Regions from separate parts of the Homo sapiens genome. Here region 2 is linked to region 1. A link is a loop called in an ENCODE intact Hi-C map of the cell type or tissue named here. Cell type or tissue: endothelial cell of umbilical vein. All regions are shown on one strand.

Region 1 (2,500 bases):
CCACCATGCCTGGCTTCAACCCTGATTTTGCATGTGAGAAAACTGAGGCCCAGAGGTGATAAATGGGTGATCCATGGTTCCACAAGAAGAGAGGGCAGTGCCAAGTCTAGAATCCCCAGGTGTGGTTCACCCACTATGCAATACAACAGCCTTCACTCACATAAGAAAACAGAGAAGGGTCTGGGCCAGAGCCCCGGCCACCACTACAGACAAGTGACTCATCTATCATGAGCCAGCAAGCATTCCACAGAGGATACCCAGCTGCAAGCCCCACTACAACTAGAGCACATTTTGCTATCAGTCACCTCCGCCTGGCTGCCAGTGATTGAGTGACTCCTCACCTTCAGCACACATTTCTCTAAGTCTCCAAGGAGACGGTCGGAAATTCTGTAAGTTGCTGTGAGCTGTGGGGATGAAAGGCAGGTGGCCGTGAAACACCCCTCCCAAAGACAAGGGACTCCCACAGCAGTGCCGCCAGCTCCTTTCCACAGGTGGCTCCATTTAAGCTGGAGCACTTGGCAGAGCAACTCCCTCCCTAAAATCTATTACTCCACCAAGAAAGCTCTTAAAAATCAGTGGCTTCATCGGCCTCTCTTTCCTCCCTGTTATCCTGGATGATCACGCCTGGCTCTGTACCCAGTCTCGTGTGTGCAAACAATGGTGTCTGCCCACTAACCCCGTGTCCCTCATCGGACCGCAGAGTCAAATATGGGGCCAAATTCAAAATCACTTCAGAATATTGTAGTCCGTTTGTTCTAAAAAGCTTTTACTTGATTGGAGGCAAGGAGCAGGGAAGACCCCAATTTTCACTAGAAAACTGTATCCTTATTCTTATTCAGTTCATTTTTGTGTGAGGAGAAAGAAATGACTACTTTGGAAATGACCCATTGAATCTTAACAAAAATACTCCTATAGCCCCCTAGGAAGGGATAAAAGCTTCCATACAGAGACCCCCAAGAAAACAAATCCATGTGAGAAACCCAGGTGAGCTGTTTGCCATCCGTATTTACGGACCCCAGCTCTTTTCGGAGCACTGTGCAGGGCTCACACCCAGGGAAGAAAGAGGTCTGGGGAAGCTCAAAGTGCTCACAGAGTTCTGAGCTCTGGGACACTCGGAAAAGACGTGTCTTGGACGTCTTCTCCTGTATACAACCATCTTGACATTTGGCACTGCATAAACCCAGGGAACTTGCTTATTTTTATTACATTTAACATTGTTCTGTCTACCAGTAGCTTTTCCTCTCATGAACAGAAAGAACTGGAGGCAGAAAAGCCAACTGAAGGGCCCTCTCATCTGTTGTCTCTGATGCATGCACCCCCTCACATAGAGCCAGTGACCACAGTGGAGCTGTATCCTCCCTTGGGACAGAGAGAAGGGACTGCCCCCCACACTGGCTGCTGTCCTCCAGGGCAGACCACACCTCGCCGGGTTTCATCAGGGGCCTTGCCTCTGTATTGCAAGAGCCACAGAGGATGCAAGCATGTAGCAGCTGCCTGGGGGAAGGAAGTCTTGAGCAACAAGGGCATCCGGTCCTCTGTGGAGTGAGGCCATCCTGTGAGCACTCTCCTCCTCCATTCATCACACTCTGGGTTTAAGAAACTCTGAAACAGTGGCATCCATAATGCGAAAAAGAATTCCTGAAAAAATGTCCCCTCCAAAGTTTCCAGTTTCCAGCAGAGATCGCACCACTGCACTCCAGCCTGGGCAACAAGGTGAGGCTCTGTCTCACTCTCACACACACACACACACACACACACACACACACACACACACACACACACAAATATACATAACAAACAAGAAATGTATAAATTAAAGAAAAAGAGAAAATTTTTTAAAGCACCCACAATCTAGCTGTCATGCTCTGGTAGTTGTCTTCCAGCCTTGTCTCTGTGCATAGATTTATAAGATTTTTAAAAATACAGTGATATTAGTGTACTTGCCATCTGGTATCCTGCTTCATTTTTAGAGCCAACACTTTTCTATTGAATTAGTCTTCATAAAAACCATTTTATTTTATTATTTTTTTTTAAGAGACAGGCTTCACTCTGTCACCCAAGCTAGAGTGCACCCGCATGATCATGGTTCACTGCAGCCTCCAACTCCAAGGCTCAAGAAATGCTCCTGCCTCAGCTCCACCTGGGATTACAGGCAGATGCCACCATGCTTGGCTAATTTTTTAATATTTTGTAGAGATGGGGCCTCATCATGTTTCCCAGGCTGATTTTGAACTCCTGACCTCAAGTGCTAGGATTACAAGCATGAGCCATTGCGTGGTCATAAAAACCATTTTAATTTGGTGGCATAACACTAAGTTAATTTATATACCATAGCTTATTTAGCAATCTCCACACTATTAATAATATCCAAGTTGTTCTTCATTTTTTGCTTTATTTTATACTAAAATGGAAACTTTGTGTAGAAAGTATTTGTTTTTTGTGTTTGTTTTCAGGATGATTTTCTTTTGGAAGATCCCCAGATGTCATCGCTAAATCAAAG
Region 2 (2,500 bases), 100 kb after region 1:
TGATCAATAAACCCTCCTGTTTTTTTAAAGCAGCTATATTTGAGACAAACAGCCTCCATCTGCCTAGGAACACAAACCTGAACAAACTAAGCCCCAGTGGCGCTGCCTTTTGGATGTAGACCCCTGTCCACACGACTCCAGATGTCAAACTGCCAAGCAATGGACACATTGGTCTTTGGCAAAGAGGTGATTGAAAAGCTCAAAAACTGCAAGTCTTAAACTCCATTGTTCAATGGGCTGCTGACCCATAGCAGGTGCCCTTCTGCACTGTGAGGCTCAACCACAGGATCTGATATACGTCACCTCATTTGATATGCTGGGGACAACAACTTTAAATCCAGGAAAACTCTTGTTACTGTACACAAGTCAAAGCTTAGTTTGTCAAACCGAGACAGCAGATACACTCCCAATTCCATAAGGAACACATTTTTAAATTAATTTTTAAAACTCAGATTTCTAGCATTGGAAGTTTTCCCTCTGCTATAGTCCACAACACAAATTCAGCCACAGAAGGCACAAGGGGGATGCCGCTCAGGATACAAGAGAGTTGTCTTCCTATTAGGAGTGTGACTGTGTGAGAGCATTCACCTTTCATACTGCACATGTTTAGACTACAAACTTGGTCCAGACAATGACTGCTAGTGACAAAATTAACCCATGGGCATCATGAACTCAGTAAAAAAAAAAAGGTCAGTCTCATTGGCTATCTTTGTTAAGGCGACATTAATTTAGCACAATCTACATTCTTGATGCTCTGCACGCATTTTCTCATGCAAACACATCTGGTTTTAATTACCTTTGGCTGTGCTTGGGAAGAGAAAATAGGATGCAATTTTTAAGTTACGCAGATTTGGGATATGATTATAAAGAGTTAAGGAATCCAGTGGCTTATCCATAAAAGAGTAAAGATGTGGATACATTTTGATAAATAAAATAAGCTGCATAATTAAATCCACAGACATCACCCATGACTCCACGTCCCCTGCCATCATCAGGCTGTGGCCCCTTGTCTTCATGTCTCTTATTACCACATGTCAAGAGATACCTATTGGCTATTTGTTTACAGTGTCCTCTGAATGGTCAGTTGCAGAAAGGCCTGGATCACTTCTGGTTTTGTGAACAATGTATATTCCAGTGCTTAACACAGTATTTGCAACAGGGTGGGCAGTCAGTACATATGTGTGGACTGAATTAATTATTAACATCACTCGTTCTGGGCCAGTCTTCAAGAGCAGCACTCACACAGGGCCATGGTGACAGCTCCACAGCCCCAGCACCTGGGCCACCATTCATTCTGTGTGTTCCCTACAGCTGCAGTCTGCAGGCAGGGTGTGCAGACCCAGAGGAAGAGTGACCCACTTCCTCACTGCAGATGAACAGGAAGACTAGAATGAACCAGCAGCAGCGGGCTGCCCAGGGGCTGCCCTGACCCCTCTCTAAAAGATCCAGTTCAATACAATACATGAAGTCCAGAATATTACTCAAAATTTGCTTGCCACTTTGCCAGCAAATGCAGCACCAAGCTAATTTTTACAACAGCCTTGAAGTCCCAGCAACAACAGCAACTGTCCTTTCTTTTACAGCTAAACTCCCAAGCCTTTTGTTTTTCCCACATGCAAAACTGAAACCCCACTACTTTCTCCCTACAGATTTTTTAGAAATTTCTATCTGAGAGGCCAGGCGAAGTGGCTGACACCTGTAATCCCAGCACTTTGGGAGGCCAAGGCGGGCGGATCACGAGGTCAGGAGTTCGAGGCCAGCCTGGCCAATACGGTGAAACCCCCTCTCTACTAAAAATATTAAAAAATTAGCCGGGCGTTAGCCGGGCGTGGTGGTGCTCGCCTATAGTCCCAGCCACTTGGGAGGCTGAGGCAGAAGAATAGCTTGAACCCTGGAGGCGGAGGTAGCAGTGAGTCGAGATCGTGCCACTGCACTCCAGCTAGGGTAACAGAGCAAGACTGTCTCAAAAAAAAAGAAATTTTGATCTGCGAAATAAATGTATGTGTCTGCCATTGCATTTATGGGTAAAGGCACTCCACACAGGCAACACCTCCAGAAGTCGGCCTGGCCTGAGATTTAGCTGGCCCAGCCTCAGGAGTACTTTCCTCAACCCACATGGGTGAGCACTCCAAGTGTTTAGTAATCATCTGAAGGATTCCTTGACCCTTCAAATCAAACAGCAACAGTGGCAGGCAAAGCTTGGAGGATTAACCGATTAGTCTTTGAACGCAAAAACAACGGCTGATCAGGACGGGTGGTGTCTAATGAGATTAGTTAACCTGCAACCATTTACTGAAATGTGCCTAAGCCTCCCTCATCTTTCCTCTTTCTCTCCAGTATCTCTGGGTTCATCCTAGAGCAACAAATGGAATGCAGTCACCCATGAATGTATCTTAGATCCTAAATGATAAATCCAAATAATTCTCACCTAAGGTGGTGTGCTTTGATGGCCAACAAAAAATTAAAAGAATCTTCAGAAAACGTGCTGGACACTCCTGAC

What was found. A loop is a pair of places that touch in the nucleus more often than their neighbours do. Peaks named below come from ENCODE experiments on the same cell type or tissue, not always from the same donor. Only the 100,000 strongest peaks of a DNase experiment are listed, where the experiment ranks them.
Region 2: a loop joins it to region 1, with 5 times the contacts of the local background. A loop is called at or near these places in 11 of 110 quality-filtered maps.

Annotation. Positions count from the first base shown.
Region 1 is chr2:109,237,733-109,240,232 of GRCh38, reverse strand. The region is part of intron 1 of SH3RF3 (SH3 domain containing ring finger 3); the gene reads right to left. It also overlaps a transcript of RANBP2 not described here. Among named protein-coding and RNA genes, the nearest start is that of MIR4266, 75 kb to the left of the region's middle. RefSeq lists enhancers at 1,113-1,202, 1,243-1,332, 1,483-1,672. In endothelial cell of umbilical vein, no CTCF peak of the experiment used is centred here; DNase peaks (open chromatin) are centred at 262 and 1,512; H3K27ac peaks cover 2,133 bases.
Region 2 is chr2:109,137,501-109,140,000 of GRCh38, reverse strand. All of the region lies in intron 1 of SH3RF3 (SH3 domain containing ring finger 3), which reads right to left. It also overlaps a transcript of RANBP2 not described here. Among named protein-coding and RNA genes, the nearest start is that of MIR4265, 2.8 kb to the left of the region's middle. In endothelial cell of umbilical vein, no CTCF peak of the experiment used is centred here; a DNase peak (open chromatin) is centred at 1,360.